Linked DNA regions of Homo sapiens: region 1 is linked to region 2. Evidence: read pairs that join two places in POLR2A ChIA-PET (ENCODE). Cell type or tissue: PC-9. All regions are shown on one strand. Each heading gives the region's core, and the rest is flanking DNA. Links, peaks and the distances in the headings are about the cores only.

Evidence for each region. ChIA-PET counts read pairs that join two places held together with the same protein. Peaks named below come from ENCODE experiments on the same cell type or tissue, not always from the same donor. Only the 100,000 strongest peaks of a DNase experiment are listed, where the experiment ranks them.
Region 1: POLR2A ChIA-PET joins it to region 2 with 11 read pairs; 3 of 35 experiments call an interaction of 5 or more read pairs at or near these places.

Annotation. Positions count from the first base shown.
Region 1 is chr3:197,459,368-197,468,599 of GRCh38, forward strand. No RefSeq gene overlaps it. Among named protein-coding and RNA genes, the nearest start is that of LINC02012, 46 kb to the right of the region's middle. RefSeq lists a silencer at 3,286-3,488. In PC-9, for the core only: no CTCF peak of the experiment used is centred there; DNase peaks (open chromatin) are centred at 4,144, 6,974 and 7,964; H3K4me3 peaks cover 1,043 bases; H3K27ac peaks cover 5,507 bases.
Region 2 is chr3:197,311,746-197,320,977 of GRCh38, forward strand. No RefSeq gene overlaps it. Among named protein-coding and RNA genes, the nearest start is that of DLG1, 18 kb to the left of the region's middle. In PC-9, for the core only: no CTCF peak of the experiment used is centred there; a DNase peak (open chromatin) is centred at 5,696.

The DNA of each region.
Region 1 (9,232 bases), core at 542-8,541, 150 kb after region 2:
GTGCGGTCAGGAGGGATGTGGTCAGGAGGGGATGTAGTTAGTGGGGATGCAGTCGGGAGGGGATGCAGTTAGTAGGGATGCAGTGAGGACGGGTGTGGTCAGGAGGGATGTGGTCAGGAGGGGATGCAGTTAGTAGGGATGTGGTCGGGAGGGATGCAGTTAGTAGGGATGCGGTCAGGAGGGATGCAGTTAGTAGGGATGTGGTCGGGAGGGATGCAGTTAGTAGGGATGTGGTCGGGAGGGATGCAGTTAGTAGGGATGTGGTCGGGAGGGATGCAGTTAGTAGGGATGTGGTCGGGAGGGATGCAGTTAGTAGGGATGTGGTCGGGAGGGGATGCAGTTAGTAGGGATGTGGTCGGGAGGGATGCAGTTAGTAGGGATGCGGTCGGGAGGGGATGCGGTTAGTAGGGATGTGGTCAGGAGGGGATGCGGTTAGTAGGGATGCGGTCGGGAGGGGATGCGGTTAGTAGGGATGTGGTCGGGAGGGGATGCAGTTAGTAGGGATGTGGTCAGGAGGGGATGCAGTTAGTAGGGATGCGGTCGGGAGGGGATGCAGTTAGTAGGGATGCGGTCGGGAGGGGATGCAGTTAGTAGGGATGCGGTCGGGAGGGGATGCAGTTAGTAGGGATGCGGTCGGGAGGGATGCAGTTAGTAGGGGTGCGGTCGGGAGGGATGCAGTCAGGAGGGGATGCAGTTAGTAGGGATGTGGTCAGGAGGGATTCAGTTAGTAGGGGTGCGGTCAGGAGGGATGCGGTTAGTAGGGATGCGGTCGGGAGGGGATGCGGTTAGTAGGGATGCAGTGAGGACGGGTGTGGTCAGGAGGTGTGTGGTCAGGAGGGGTGCGGTCAGGAGGAAAAACCTCACCCGGAGCAGAACCAGGTGTTCATGTCTCTATATAATTGGAGCCGTGATGGACGCTACTCTCCTGAGAGGCCTGACTGTGGTGGGAGTGCTCTCCTGAAACCAAGCAGTTTCCAATGGCAGAATCCTTTAGAAAACAGTAGAACTGTGGGAGCTCCAAAAGCAGATCTCATGAAGGTAGAAAAGAGAATGGTGGTTACCAGCGGCAGGGAAGAGTAGAGGGAGGGGGAGGATGAAGGGGACAAAAAGAATGTAAATGTATTACCACTGAACAGTACCCTTAAAAATAGTAAACATGGTAAATTTTAGATGTCTATTTTACCTCAAAAAGAAAATGCTGGAACAATTTCAGCCAAAAAATAAAAACCCTCAATTCATGAGCACAAAATAATTTAGTTTCTCAGGTGACTGGAATTTTTTTGTACTATTTTTAGGAAGAAGACCTTAATAAGAAATCAAAAACAAATCAAGGGTTTATTTTTTAAAACAACAAAATACCAGCAGCTTCCAGGGACTCCCCTGGAGTCCACACATGGCCGGTGCAGTCCAACCCCATTACACGTTTATGAAAGAACAATGGATGTTCAGAAGGATGACCCTTGAATCGCTAGGTCATCGAATAAAGTTTCTCTTCACTCAGTTGCCAGAATCCCTATTTCCTTTGCATTATAGTGAAGTGGAGCCTGGTCGTATTCCTAAATTAACTACAAGCTCCTTGAAATAGATTTTTCAAGAATTCTAACATCTTTCGGACAAAGGTGACACTGTGTATAAATTTAATGTATTGAGCATCCAGAAATGGTTTGGTCTTTGAGAGGAACCTCATGAGGCCGCATCCTGTAGATATTTGATGGGGATGGGTCATGATGGTGGTTCTCAACTGGGGCGGGGTCATTCCCCTTCGTCCCGGGAGCATGTGGCAACGTATGGAGACCTTTTTGATTGATATAATTGGGATGGGGAGTGGGATGCTACTGGCATCTAGTCGATAGCGGCCAAGGGATTCTGCTCAATATCCTGTAATGCACAAAACAGCCCTTCACAACAAAATTATATGACCAAAATGTCTAGAGTGCTAAGGTTGAGAAACCATGGTTCATGGTAACTCCAAAAGGTGAACCCCAGTGGAGACCAGTAGGGCGGTTGCTCCAGGGCTACTCAGAGGCCTCAGGGCCACACTCAGAAACCTACCCTGTCATCCACCACCTGGGTATTTTTTTTAACTCAAAAAAATGTCACCTTACTCGTCTTCTTAGGATGGTTCTAGGATCTAAAGCCAGGACATCCATCTGCAATGAAATACAACCTTCAGATGTCTGGCTGCTCTATGCTGGCAACAGGGATGCTCAGCGGAGCCGAGAGTAGAGCGTAAGGAGTTAGTTACATGAGTCACATGCCGCCTGATGAACCCAGGTCTACCAGGACTTGGGCTCTACTGGGAGGGCACTGCCAGTGCTCACCTGGGTGGTACTACCTCTTCTAAGTTTCTGCTGGTAACCAAGGTTCTTGTGACCAGTCTTCTTGCTTTGGATGTGTTAATGTTTGCCTGACTTCCACCTGGAGTCAGAGCCCACCTAAAATGATTGCATTGCTTGGCTCTTATCCATTTATTATGTTTATATTTTATAGTTTAATACAGGAATTCCCTGATCTGAGAGCAGAGGGAGTGATTTTGAGAAGCCACCTAATCCATGAGTGTCTAGAGTATCTGTAAGCAAACATAGTACATGCTAATCTGGTACCACTGTTTGTCAAAAATATTCATATGATGTGGCAATTTAAAGAGTAGTCATAATTCCTAATAGTTTGTTGTCAATATGTATTTCTTGGTCACAAACACTAAAAGTATAAATATGATCATGTGGAAATGGGTCTGGAAAATATTTTGAGGATAAAAGCAGGATTTAGGCCAGGTGCAGTGGCTCACGCCTGTAATCCCAGCACTTTGGGAGAACGAGGTGTGAGGCTCACTTGAGCTCAAGAGATCAAGACCAGCCTGGGCAACATGGTGAAACCCCATTTCTACAAAAAATACAAAAATTATCCAGGCATGGTGGCGGCCGCTTGCAATCCCAGCTACTCGGGAGGCTGAGGTGAAAGGATGGCTTGAGCCCAGGAGACGGACGTTGCAGTGAACTGAGATCACACCACTGCACTCCAGTCTGGGCGACAGAATGAGACCCTGTCTCAAAAAAAGAAAAAAGAAAAAGAAAGAAAGAAAAAGAAAAAAGGAGGATTTACACTGGAAAAAGTTGGGAACCACTGGTTTGACTCTCAGAAGGTTAACTTTCATATTTCCTAGTTCTCGAGCAGGGAAGCCCAGCACCCCGGGGTTGCCGCCCCCACCCCCCATGGCATGTGTCTGCTTGCTCTACCCCAGGGACAATCTTAACTCCTTGTATTGGTGTGCTTTACCGTTTCCAAAACATTAAGGAAGGCAGAACAGAGGCTACCACTTCTATTCAGGGATGAGGATGGGACTTGGGCAGCTGATTTGTCTCAGGGTCTATGGCCAGCACAGCTGGAGCCAGGGCCCCAAACTCTGACGTGGGACCCAGAGCTCTTTCCACTCCCCCGAATTAGTAATGGAGCCCTTGGGGGGTCTCGGAGCCACCAAATACCAAACTCTACTCCACAGCAACTAGTGGATGAAGAGAGCCAGGAAGTATTTAAGAGCTTTCAGGAACTAGTCATTTTACGTCCTTCTGAATCCCAGTTAGTTCATGAGAATTTCACGAAGGTAAAGGCGACAGAAAGCAATGAACAAGCCCACGTTCGGTTGCCATGGAAACCCGTGTTTACCTTTGGGTTCATATTTGGTACAATTTCCTGAAATTCCCAATGAGGATTTCAGGTGATCTGGGGGTTCTCTGAACCTCAGTCTCTAAATCTGAAAAGTAAAAAAACACTGAACCAGATTATGTATTTCTGGGTAATTTTACCTTTGACATTCTATTAGTCTAAAGAACCAGATTATATATTTCTGGGTAATTTTCCCTTTGACATTCTATTAGTCTAAATCTGTGGGTTCTATCAGCGTCATCAGAGGGAGAACTCTGTAAAACAATGTTTTCTCTTTTTTCAAGAGACATCTATTCGTTCATTCATGTGTTGATTCAACAAGCATTGATTGCATATAAGGCACTGTACTAGGCTCTGTGCAGATTATAGGCTTGAAAACAGAAAAAGCCCATTGAATACGCCCATGTAGCTAACCTCTATAAGGAAATCAAGAAAAACAAGAAAGTCATTATGACTAGCTTACCTTTGATGCTTTAAACCACTTCTGATAAAAAGTTAAGGACTTTTATATTGGAATGTAAAATATGTAGACTAAGAAAATTTCCTGCAAGTGAGTCAAAAATTCTCTGAATTACAACAGGCTCTCGAATGGCTATAAAGTTTAGAGAAAACTAGTAATACAATACCTTCAGTTTTTTGTGATGAGAATCTAAAATCTTATCATAGAAGCTTCAAAACAGTTTCCAGTACAACTGATCCAAGGGCAGGGAAAAAATATTTGTTTGATTTAATCTAGAGTCTAGAATTGACTGCTGTTCATTAAGGAACTTTCTTTCTTTCTTAAAGAGAACTTTTTTATACAGTACAATTTCATTAGTTACATAATATCTTTTCATTTGATCAAAAAGTAACTACATTTTATTTCTAAGAGAGATGGAATTGATTTGGCAAATGGAAACTAAGAAATATTTCTAGATGGATATTTTGGCTTTTACTATTACACGGAAGATGACAAAATTAGGCAGGAAATTATAAAAGTCTGCAGCTCAAAGAAGGAAATTACTTGTGTGGTATCTGTGGGAGGATTCACCGGGGTGCTACCAGCACAGATAAAGTGAGGGGCTTGGCCAGATTTTTTCTTTTCTTTTCTTTTTCTTTTCTTTTCTTTTCTTTTTTTTTTTTTTGAGATGGAGTCTCACTCTGTCGCCCAGGCTGGAGTGCAGTGGTGTGATCTTGGCTCACTGCAACCTCCACCTCCTGGGTTCAAGCCATTCTCTTGCCTCAGCCTCCTGAGCAGCTGGGATTACAGGTATGAGCCACCACACCGGGCTAATTTTTTATATTTTTAGTAGAGACCGGGTTTCACCATATTGACCAGGCTGGTCTCAAACTCCTGACCTTGTAATCCACCCCCCTTGGCCTCCCAAAGTGCTGGGATTACAGGTGTGAGCCACCACGCCCGGCACGGCCAGCTTTTTTCTTTAGTTTCTGAGCATTGCTGCTTACACCACTACCCTTGCACCACTACACCATGCCCTGAGCAGAGGGCAATAAGGTGGGTAAGATGTTGTCCCTGCTTTTGAGATGTTTATAGTCCATTTGGGGAAGACTCAGGCAAATAACTAGACAGTTCCAGCCCAGGAACCCTAAAGGAGCCAGTAGTTGGGAGCACCTGGGAGGGCTCTCACACCCAGGCTGGGGGACTGGGGATGCTGCCTGGTGGCAGAAAGACAGGGGTCCCTCTAAAGTGCCTTCTAGGTCTGATGTCTTACATGTGGCTCTGAAGAGAAAAAATAAGTACAGAATCACAAGAGTGTGGTAAAAAAAAAAAAAATCCTTCGGGGGAGAAAAAGACAGTCCATGAGAATACTGTCAAATTGTCTAATACCTTTATTCAATCGTGCTTGGAAAGAGGAAGCGAGGCAGACACGGGGCCCTGGAATCTGTGAAACACCTACCCCAGGTTTGCTCAGGTTGTTAAGGAATCTCCAGGGACATCCCTCTTCCCATTAGCATGGATTGGGCCTGCGAAGACACCGCAGCTGACTGATATCTGCTCTGTTAGATTACAAAGCCACGTAATTGCTGTTTGAGGTTCGAGTCATGGTGAGGGACTCATCTGCGTTTCTGTTCATTTGTATAGCAATTAATTTGTACCTAAATTAACAATAAAAATGGTTATGTGATCCAATAAAGTAGACATGATGGCAGAAAAAATAACCTCATCTGTTTTACCGTACTAGCAAGGCCAAATCGTCCTTTTCCCCTCCCACTGTTGTTTGTCTCTCTGGAGAAGGTTATTTTCAGGCAGGCAGAGCGGGAACCGGGTGTGCATGCTGGCCCCTGTCAGGGGTCCAGCCTCAAAGGCCACAGACAGGAAAATGGGATTTGCGTGATGTCAAGTATTGTTGACTTGTAAGGGTTCAGGAAGGTCACCACTGCAGCGTGCTCCCAAGGAAGGCCAGGAAACAGGCTCCCTGAAATTGTTTAAGGCGAAGACAGACACAAACTACCCGGGAAGATGTTAGCACACTTGGGCAGCATATGGCTAGCAGACACATTCTGTTTGGCATGAAAGGGTTTTTAAGTCTTTGGGTTTGTTTCCAATGTTTAAAAATTAGGATATTTCACATGAATATTCAGATTCACAATTCTCTTGAAAAGTTGGAAGATTGTTGACACTGTATCTACATTCCTGCCCAACAACATGTGGCTGGAGGTGAGTGGTCACTGTCCCTTTTGAAGTCAGGCAGTGTTTGCCAGTTTGCTTCAGTCCCCGCCTGGCTCCTGCAGGATTTCAGTTTGTGACCCTTGTTTTAGGATTTGCCTGGTCACTTACAGGAGTAACTTGCTTTGGTTGCTGTTTAGGTCGACTTCACTTTTTAACTTCCTGGAGTATTTTCCTTTCTCAGAATTTGAATCTCGGGCATGGAGGCTGCTCTCGGAACAAAGGTGTTACACTTGCTGCTGTGTTATTTCGTTCTGGCATTGAACCTGTTGCCATAGAACCATAGACCTCTCCAGAGGGAACTTACTTTGGAGAATAGCTTGTCCACTTGCCTCTTTTAGGAACTAAGGCTCAGAGAGGCCAAGTGACTTGTTCAAGGTCACACAGCAACTTGAGACAGAGCCAAAACTGGAACCAGTTCTCGTACTTTTCCTACTATCTTTCAGCCTCTTCTGGGGTGCTCAATCATGATATTGCATGACCCAAAGAAAGAATATAATTTCCCAGGTCATTGTGCAATCTTTTCACCTTGGAAAAGTTTGAACATTTGGAGGCCTGTGGGGCATGGCTGTCTGCTCTCCAAGATGACCCCTGGTCACGGAATGCAGTGTTCAAAGCTAGTTTCTGATACCATCTGTTGATTCTAAGAGCCTTGAACTGGGAGTGAGGCCAGCGAGGTTCTAGTCTATCTCTGCCTCTTACCAGCTGTGTGAGCTTGGGCAAGTTTCCTCACCTCTCTGAGTCAGAATTTCCCAAGTGAAAGACAGGAGTGCCTGCCTCACAGGATGTTATCATGATCACAGGACAGAACAAAAATTAAAGTTCTCAGAAAAATGTAAAAAGTTAGATAAATGCAAGTTACTATTATGGGCTATTAAGCTGAGATATTAGAGACTCTCAGAATTCTCTCTTTTCACAGGTGAGAAAATGGAGGCTCAGGAAACAGGGTCATCCAGCCAGTGACCAGTTCAGATTAGCAAGCAGGTCTCCTGTCCTCCCTGCCACAGCCACAGTTGGAATCACGGATCTCAGTTAAAGCCATCTGGCCCCAAGCACGTGGGCAGCTGGTCATGGGGTGAAATGGGAAATGCCCTAACCTCCCCTTACAAGAGTCTGTGGAAGCAGAGTCCCAGCCTCAGGAACAGAATCATTAAATCCTGCTCATTTTAAGGGCAGAGGCAGAGAGGGAAGGAAGGCTCTGTCCCTCCTCATCCACCCAAGACTGGGATTCTGGGTAGCACTGACTCAGAAGAGGCTTGGAGACCCCCAAGAGCAGGCCCCCGCACTTGCTGGTGGCTGATTCCCAGCCTGTGGGCATGGATTTGGGAGGAATTACACTGTGCAAATGAACACGGTTTTTGCAGACTTGTGGGACCTGCCAGCTCTCTCAGTTTAACTAGATCTCTGCAGTGACACCCAGGCATGTTCCGCATTAAATCAGAGCTGGTAATTTCAGAGGGAAACAGCTCTGAAATGGCATGAAAGACAAAAATCTGTTCCTTGCAAAATGACACCATATGTGCCTGCATTGCTGCAGTTAGGGTAAAAGGCTTTTCCTCCCTCGGTGACTCATCAAGCTGCCGATGTTAATGTCAGATTTGCAACAGAACCATATACTAATGGAACCCAAATTAGCTCTAAAATTAGCTCTTAACAAGAAACTCAAGGCCAGCTCAAGGCAAGCAGATTTCTCTGACTGTGAGAGACAGAAAGCACTTTAGCAAAGCAGCCACATATTGATATTCTCAAGCTTCAAAAAAGATCACTCTTTGCTCCGGGTGAATTGCCCAGGAAGAATTGTGCACAGCCTGCTGTCTGCCTATGCGTCAAGAATGTAGCAGCCAACCTGCAGTTGTAAGGAAACCTTCCACAAAACAAAGAAGCTATTGAGAGCTTAGAGTGTGAGTGAGAGAGAGAAGGACTCGGGGGATTGGATCTGGGTGGGGAACGGGGTCCTGGGAGCGGCGGTGTTCAGATTTACAGTATGTTCCAGCATCACTGTTTATCTAACACCTTTAGAGAGCCCAAGGATTACGGAGAAATCAGTTATGGCAAATATCTACATGGATAAACGATATTTAGCAGCTGAAATGGATTATTGTGAGTTCTCTTCCACCATCCTTAAAAATTATGAACTGATTTTTTTTTGTTTTTTGACATGGAGTCTTGCTGTGTCGCCCAGGCTGCAGTGCAGTGGTGTGATCTCGGCTCACTGCAGCCTCCACCTCCCGGGTTCCAGCGATTCTCCTGCCTCAGCCTCCCAAGTAACTGGGATTACAGGTGCCCATCACCACGCCTGGCTAACTTTTGTATTTTTAGTAGACATGGGTTTTCACTATGTTGCCCAGGCTGGTCTGGAATTCCTGACCTCAGGTGATCCACCCGCCTCGGCCTCCCAAAGTCCTGGAATCACAGGTGTGAGCCATCGTGCCTGGCCCCTAACTGAAAAATTTGTTAAAGAGTGTCCTTTCAGTAGCACGTTTCTAAGATATTCACAGAGCAGCAGACTCTATTAACAGGTCTCAGTCTACCCAAGTTTTTGCTGCTCCTGACGGCTCGGCAAGCCCCTCAAGGGCCCCGGCGGGAATTTGGAAGTCAATGAGTCAGCACTGTGAAGGCCACTTTGTTTTTGGAGTTTACTCCAGGGTTTGTGGACCAAGGCTGAGAAGGGGCGGAGGGTGTAGGAGGTAGGATGGGTGATTAGAGCCACTGAAACCTACCCAAGAGGGAAAAAAGGATTAAGAAAATAAAGATGCAGCTGGGGAGTAGGAGGAGGAAGATGGCATTAGTTTAGGGGCAGCTGGCTTGAATTAGGCACCTCCCATCGGGAAAAATGCATCCAACTCTTGTGGATGAAACATTGACATTCCCTTGCACTCAAGGAAGCAGCGCACTCCTGTT
Region 2 (9,232 bases), core at 814-8,813:
CTGAGCTTCTCCAAAATGACCTCATTTAAAAAATATTTTATAAGTTATATATATTTGCACAATGGAATGTCACATTACCAACAAAGGATGACAGAGAGCTACATTAAACAATGTGGATAAGCTTTCGAAACGTAGTGCAACTTTTTTCTCCTGTATTTTATTTTTTAGGATTATTGAGATATAATTGGCAAATAGAAGTTACGTATATTTATAGTTCACAATGTAATATCCTGGTAGATCTAAAAGTTGTGAAATAATTACTTTCAGCTAATTAAAGTATCCATAACCTCACATGTTCATCATTTTTTGATGGCAAGAACATTTAAAATCTACTCTTTCAGCAATTTTCAAGTCTACACAATGCTATTATTTATTTATTTATTTACTGAGATGGAGTCTCACTCTGTCACCTAGGCCGGAGTGCAGTGGCACAATCTCGGCTCACTGCAACCTCCACCTCCTGGGTTCAAGCAATTTTTCTGCCTCAGCCTCCCGAGTGGCTGGGGTTACAGGCACGTGCCACCACGCCAAGCTAATTTTTGTATTTTTCGTAGAGACAGGGTTTCACCATGTTGGTCAGGCTGGTCTTGAACTCCTGACCTTGTGATTCACCCACCTCAGCCTCCTAAAGTCCCGGGATTATAGATGTGAGCCACCACGCCCGGCCCACAAAGTTATTATTAACTATAGTCACTGTGCTGTAAAATACTTGTTCATCCTGTCTAACTGTGAGTTTGTATCCTTTGGCCAATGTTATCCCATTTTCCATACACACACCATATCCCCTGGCAACCACCATTCTACTCTGCCTATGGTTTGGGGGTCATATCCAAAAAAGTCATTGCTCAGATCAATGTAATAGAGCTTTTCCCCATGTTTTCTTCTAGTAGTTTTACCAGTTTCAGCTCTTCAGTCTAATCCTTTCTGATTTGTTTTTTATATACTGTATGAGATAAGGGTGCAATTTTTTTCTTCTGTGTGTCAATATCCACTTTTCCCAACACCATTTATTGAAGAGACGGTGCTTTCCACATTGTGTCTTCTTGGCAACTTTGTCAAAGATCAATTGACTGTAAATATATGAAGTTATTTCCAGGTTCTCTATTCTGTTCCATTGGTCAATATGTCTGTTTTTATGCCAGTACCATGCTGTTTAAATTACTAAAGCTTTACAGTATATTTTGAGATGAGGTAGTATGATGCCTCTAGCTTTATTCTTTTTGCTCAAAATTATTTCTGTAAAAATATTACTGGACTCTTGATAAGGATTGCATTAATTCTACAGATCTCTTTGGGCATTTAGCAATGACCAAAGTATGGACATTTTAACAATATTAATTTTTCTAATTCATTAATTTTTCATTGATCTTTTATTTATTTGTGTCTTCTTCAATTTATTTCATCAATGTTTTATAGTTTTCAGATCGTTCATCTCACTCTCTCCTGGCCTGCAGTTTCTGCTGAGAAACCCACTGATAGCCTTATGAGGGGTGATCTTTTTTCTCTTGCTGCTTTCAGGATTCTCTCTTTATCTTTGTTTTTGTTTTTTTTTGTTTTTTTTTTACAGTTTGATTGCTATATATCTTGGTATAGTCTTCTTTTAGTTGAATCAGATTAGAGACTTTTGATCTTCCTGTACTTGGATGTTTATATCTTTTCCCAGATTTGGGAAGTATTCAGGAATTATTTCTTTAAATAAGCCCTCTGTCTCTTTCTCTCTCTCTCTTCATCTTCTTTTCCTGCCCCCCGTCCCCCATTTATTTTAGCTTCAGGGGTACATGTGCAGGTTTGTTACAGGGGTAAATTGCCTGTCCTGGGGGTTTGGTGTACAGATTATTTCATCACCTGGGTAACAGGCATAGTACCCGATAGATAATTTTCTGATCCTCACCCTCCTCCCACCCTCCACTCTCCAGTAGGCCCCCTGTGTCTATTGTTTCCTTCTGGAAGAACGGACTCTGGATATTAGACCTTTGTTGGATGAGTAGTTTGCGAATATTTTCTCCCATTCTGGAGGTTTGTCTGTTTACTCTGTTGGTAGTTTGTTTTGCTGTGCAGAAGCTTTTTTGTTTAATTAGGTCCCATTTGTCAATTTTTGTTCTCGTTGCAATTGCTTTTGGCATCTTCATCATGAAATCTTGTCAGTGCCTATGTCCAGAGTGGTATTTCCTAGGTTTTCTTCTACGGTTTTATAGTTTTAGGTTTTACACTTAAGTCTTTAATCCATCTTAAGTTGATTTTTGTATATGGTGAAAGGAAAGAGTCCAGTTGCAATCTTCTGCATATAGCTAGCCAGTTACCCTAGCACCATTTATAGAATAGAGAATCCTTTTCCCATTGCTTGTTTTTGCTGACTTTGTCAAAGATCAGATGGTTGTAGGTGTGCAGCTTTATTTCTGGTTCTAATCACATTTATTGATTTGCATGTGTTGAATGAACCTTGCATCCCAGGAATAAAGCCTACTCGATTGTGGTAGATTAGCTTTTTGATGTGTTGCTGGATTCAGTTTGCTAGTATTTTGTTGATGATTTTTGCATCTCTGTTCATCAGGGATATTGATGCTTTCTTTTTTTGTTGTGTCCCTGCCAGGTTTTGGTATCAGAATAACATTGGCCTCATAGAATGAATTAGGGAGGAGTTCCTCCTCCTAAATTTTTTGGAATAGTTTCAGTAGGATTGGTACCAGCTCTTCTTTATATGTCTGGTAGAATTTGGCTGTGAATCCATCTGGTCCAGAGCTTTTTATGGTTGGTAGGCTTTTTATTACTGATTCAGTTTCAGAACTTATTATGTTCAGGGTTTCAATGTCTTCCTAGCTTAATCTTGGGAGGTTGTATGTTTCCAGGAATTTATCCATTTCTTCTAGGCTTTCTGGTTTGTGTGCATAGAAGTATTGGTGATAGTCTCTGAGGGTTTTTTTTGTATTTCTTTGAGGCAAAATGACCTCATTTTGTAAAACAGTGAATTCTAAGCTGAATTTAGTTCTCTAAGATGGCCCCATTCATGAGAAACCTTCCAGTTCCCAGCATACTGCTCCTAGGGTATTTAAACACCTTGGCATAAGGCTGTCTGGGGAGCGAGCCCATCAAACAAGTGTTGGGTTACTAGAAAGTCACCCTAGTTGAGAAGGAGACTAACAGGGATGGATGGCACAGTGAGGAAGAGAAAAAGAGAGGGAAGAAGGTGGTAGTAAGGACTGGGGCTCTCCTGGTTAACAGCCACTCTCTTGACATTTCCAGCTCCTTCTGCAGATCCAAGCTCACCTATATGAGGATTATTACTTCTTGGAATCAAAAGAAGTGATTGACACCATTACCAAAGCATTCTTTAAAGATCTGCCATTTTATGGGGTGCACCTAAGAATTCCTTTTTCTTTAATATTTTCTTCTAGTTTATGTGCTCAGTGAAGAAACATTAGAAAACAGAAAAGCACTAAGAAAAAAAAAATTAACCAAACTCACACAAGCCAAAGATAACAGCCAACTAACATTTGCTGTAGATATGTCTAGTATTTTCCATGCATATATATATATATATGTTTCTTAGAAAAATAGTATCATACATGTTATTTTGTAGTCTGCTTTTTTTAAGGAATTTACATTTATTTTATAGCTTCAAAAAGGCTTGGTGCATGATAATGACAGAAAATTAAGGATCTATACAAGGGATATTTACCCCCGGGAAGATGTATGTTACAACTCAGTTAATGCGTCAAATGTTAAATGTTGTGATACCGGCGTTTTATTTAGATGTTTCCCATTTATGATGATTGTTAAACATACATCACATGTCTACACAGACATACACCTTCCAAGCTGGGAATCAGGTCTGAGTGATCCTGTCGGTGTTCTGCCCACAATTTCATGAGTGACCTTAAGCAAATCAACTCAATGCTGCTTCTCTAGATAAAGTCCCAATCTTGTCTGGCACATCCAGCCGTAAAAACTCCTATCCAGTTCCCGGAATGTACCATGCTCTTCCGTGCTGCCATATTTTTTAACATCATTTTTTGGGGGGCCTAAAACACTCCTTCCTATCTGCCTCATTAACTCTTCATTATCTTTGTAAATTAAAAAAAATTTAAATTATAGTAAAATAGATATAAAATACACCATCTTACCCTTTTTTTTTTTATTCTGAGACAGAATCTCACTGTCACCCCAGCTGGAGTGCTGCACTGGCGTGATCTCAGCTCACTGCAACCTCTGCCCCCCCGAGTTCAAGAGATTCTCCTGCCTCAGCCTCCTGAGTAGTTGGGATTACAGGTGCCTGCCACCATGCCTGGCTAATTTTTGTACTTTTAGTAGAGATGGGGTTTCACCATCTTGGCCAGGCTGGTCTTGAACTCCTGACCTCATGATCCACCTGCCTCGGCCTCCCAAAGTGCTGGGATTAAAGGCGTGAGCCACCGCGCTGGGCCTTACCCATCTTTAAGTGTACAGTTCAGCAGTGTTATGTACATTCCCATTGTTGTGCACCCGATCCCCAGAGCTCTTTCATCTTGCAAAACTGAACCTGTACACACATTAAACAGTGTCTCTGCATTCCTCCCTCTCCCCGCTGCGAGCGATCGCTGTTCTACCTTCCGCCTCTAGGAATTCCACTGCTCTAGATGCCTCATGCACGTGGACTAATACGGTATTTGTCTTCTTTGTAGCTGGCTTATTTCACTTAGCATAATGTTCTCAAGGTCCAACCATGTGGTAGCACGTATCAGAATTTCCTTCCTTTATAAGGCTGAATTAAATTCCATTGTATGTATGTACCTCATTTTGTTCATCCATTCATCTATGGATGGACATTTGGGTTGTTTTTATTGTTGGTTGCTATAAACATGTGTGGACAAATTATCTCCTCAAGACCCTACCTTTAATTCTTTTGGGTATACACCCAGAAGTGAAATTGCTGGATCAATTGCTGATGGTCATTCTATTTTTGTAGCCTCCTTTTAAAACTTTGCTTTTTAGTACTTATTTTCCCCAAATTAATAATTTCTCAGGTAAATAAGAAACCAATCTTTTACAGAATAGTTTTTTTATCATCCATAGAGTGTTTTATCAAATGGCCATACTTATTAAATTGGTTGCTTCCAGATTTCCATTATGAAAAACCATGCTAGATAAACAAATGTTTATCCATAAGATGAATTCTTGGAAGTGAAATTACTGGATTAAGAGGTGTACATTTTAAAAATATTGATGCATAGTGTTATGGTATATGTACAAACTTCTAAAGGTTTATTTTTATGAAGCATCAGCCTCTGTTGCCAGCACTCTGTATAAGCAGGGCAAAGGCTGGCAGCTTAAGTACTCTCTAGTCTTTTTAAACTTTACCCTCAAAGAAAATAAATCTTTATACCAAAATTCTTATTCAGAAGTGAAAGTGTTATATAAGTCATCATTGACAGTAAACACAGTGAATGATCAGATCTTGCTGCTTAAATTTTAAATTAATATAAGTAATATCAAATCCATTTTTAAATGGTCCTCCCTCAGTAAACATAAAAAGTTCCTTCAAATTCATATATTATTTTTCAGATTACAAACCACTTCCACTTATGTTTTCTTACATATTCCTTATAGTTAGTTATTGTTTTCCCTGGTTTACACATGAAGAAATCGAGGCCCAGAGAAGTGACTTGCCTGAGGCAACAGAGCTGATAATCAGTGTCTTCTAGTTCCAAGTACATTGCTTTTCAAGCTGCGGATGACTCATCTTAACCAGTCCTTGAGGTCTTGTAGTAAGTAAGCATAGTGGAGACTTTTCCAAGCTTCTTTTTCAAACCAGAAAGAGGTAGTCGTGGTTTTTGGAAAGTAGCTAAAACTATGATTTAATAAGAGGGAATTTTGTAGCCAAAACCTAGTACATAAAATATAAATAGCCCTCCTTCTTTCCCCTAGAATTGTGCGATGCCCTTTGTGGTGCTGGTATGGCATGGTGTCAAACGTGTGGGCTCCGGCGTCATCCTGCTTGGACTGGAATGTTGGCACCAGGATACTAATTTTGTGATCTGAACAAGTCAACCTCTCTGCACTTCCATTTCCTTACCTGCAAAATGTGTAACAAGACCTCCCATCTCAGTGGAATGTTGTGAGGATTGGATGAGATAATGTCGGTAAAGTAATTAGCACTGTACCTGGCGCAGGCTCACTGCCTGATACATAGTAATCCTTACTACTAGGTGTTAAGGACCTAAGTAACACTGTTCCTCTGTTTTATCCTGGGGAGAAGGGTACATGAAATGGGCTAGTGAACAAGTTAAGAGAGAAAATAGCCTTCTCTGATCCCTCGGCTGATTAAAGAAGGTAATTAGAGGCTTCTCTAGTAAAGTGTAGGCTCATATCGTTCAGTTCAAATATTTTTTAAGTCTCCCTAGTTATTTCTTCTGTTACCAACGGGTTATTTAGTAGTTATGTTGTTAAACTCCAAATGGTTGAGGATTTCCATATATCTTCAGTTATTAATTTCTATTTTAATTCTGTTGTGATCAGAGACGGTGAATGTTCAATGTGTACTTTAAAAGAACGTGTATTCTGCTGTTTTGGGAAATATTGTTCTAGAAAACGTAATGAGTCAAATTGGGTGATAGTGTTCTTCATGTTTTCTATAACTGGTTTTTTGTAACTTGTTCATGTTTTCTATTGCTATTGTTTTTCTATTTACTTTGTCTATCAATTATTGAAATAGGACTTTGTGGAAAATTCTAACTATATGTGAATTCCTCTAATTGCCCTTTGCCCTTTGTTAGTTTTTGTTTCATGTGTTTTAAAGCTTTGTTATTAACTGCACATCCATCTAGAATTGTTACATCTTGCTGAATTAACTCGTCTACATTATGAAATACCCGTCTTTATTACTGTAATACCCTTGGTCCTGAAATCTATTTTGTCTGATATTAATATTGTTGCTCCAGTTTTCTTATAGTCAGTGTGTAATGTATCTCTTTCTACCTTTTTTACTTTTAACCAGCTTGTCTTCATATATTTAAACTCCTTTTTTTGTAGAAAGTATTAAGTTGAATGTTGCCTTTTTATCCATTATGATAATATCTGCCTTTTAATCAGGATGTTATGACTATTTACATGTAATATAATTACACTGATTACATTTAATATAATTAAATCAATTAATATAATATACTATAACATAATATAGTTAGGTGTAACTCTACAAGCTTACTTCTTTTTTTTTTTTCTGCTTGACTCATCTGTTCTTTGTTCCTTTACCTCTTCTTTTCCTGACCTCTTTTGGAGTAAGTGATTTATTTCTTAGGATTCTATTTTATCTCCACTGTTCCCTTACTAGCTATAATTCTGTTTTATGTTTTAGTGGTTGCTATAGGGCTTGTAATATGTATTTTTAACTTACCACAACCCACCTTCAAATAATATTAGCACTTCAAGCATAGTATAAAAACTTTACATCAGTGTATTTCCATTTTCCTTCTTAGGTCCTTCATATCAATGCTGTACATTTTAGATTCCTATTTATTGCAAAATCCACAATATGTCATTATTAACTTTGCTTAGAACAGGCCATTTAAATTTAAATATAGTAAAAATCGGAAAAAATCTTTTATATTTACCCACCTATCTACCATTTTCAGAACTCTTCATTCCTTAGGTAAGCCTGAGTTTCTGTCTGGTTCCTTTTCCTTCTGCCTGAAGATATTCTTTTTAACATTTATTATAGTGAAAAATCTGCTGGCAATTACTTCTCTCAGCTTTTTAAAATCTGAAGATGTCTTTATTTTATCTTTGTTTTTAAGAGATATTTTTTCCACAGGCTTTAGGATTCTAGGTTTGCCATTTTTTGTTTTCTTTCAGCAATTTAGAAATGCCTTCCCATTGCCTTCTGGCTTGCATTATTTCTGGAGAGAAGTCATCAGTATTTTTAAAAATCTTCGTGCCTCTGTATGTATGTCTTTTGTTGTTGTCGTTGTTGTTGAGACGAGGTGTTGCTCTGTTGCCCAGGCTGGAGTGCAGTGACACAATCTCAGCTCACTGCAAACTGTGCCTCCCGGGTTCAAGCGATTCTCCTGCCTCAGCCTCCCGAGTAGCTGGGATTACACGTGCCCACCACCACACCCAGCTAATTTTTGTATTTCTAGTAGAGATGGGTTTTCACTATGTTGTCCAGGCTGGTCTCATACTCCAGACCTCAGGTGATCTGCCTACCTTGGCCTCCCAAAGTTCTGGGATTACAGGCGTGAACCACTGTGTAATATGTCTTTTAAGATTTTTTCTTTTTCACTGGTTTTCTGCAACTTAATTAGGATATGGCTTGATGTAGTTTTGTCTTTGTTATGTCTCGTGGCTTGTTGAGCTCTCAGATCTGTGAGTTCATAGTTTTCATCAAATTTGAAATATATTTGGCTATTATTTCTTCAATATTTTTTCTGCTTTCCCTTCTGGAACTCTAATTACAAGTACGTTAAACAGCTTGATGGTGTCTAATAGGTCACTAAGACTTGGTTTATTTTTTTTTCCTCTCTGTGCTTTGGTTTGGAAAGTTTTCTATTACTATGTTTTTAAGTGCATTGACCTTTTATTTTACAATGTCTCATCTGCTGTCAACCACATAAAATCATAATCATTTTATTTCAGATATAGTATATTCCTACTCCACAGAGCACCATTTGGTTCTTGGGATGAGGAGGTGTCCCAGGATCATCATCATAGATCAGTGGACTTCCTGCTTATAAATGCCAATATATTCATAAGAAAAAGACGGTTGAATCCTGCCAATCCATAGCACAATGGCTTTTGTACTCCAGGGGAAACTGGTAGTGGTAGCAAATATCTTTTATTTTTCCTTAAACAATTTAACAAAGGGAGTCAGGTACGTTAAAGAACTCTGGAGAGTCAATCAGGTTTGTGTGTGTGCCACAATTTCTTGAGGTGGAGAAGCTGAGCTTTTTTCCTAAACACCAGAATGGAAGAGGTCATAGGACAGTAAGAATGATTAATAATGCCCTTAGACTCTGGTGCTTATATGACCCCTAGCCAAGTCACTTCAATATGTCTGAGCACCAGTTTTCTTATCTGTCAATTGGTGATAGTAATGCCTGTCCCAGTTGCCAGGGAAGGATGTTGTGTAAGTTATGGAAGACAATGAAGGTGAAAAGTTTTTGTGAACTTCAAAGTGCCACACAAATGAAAGGTGCTATTTGCTGGTGCTTCTGTTCTGGCACAATCATCTGGACCTTTCTCTGGCAGAAGCCAGAGCCCC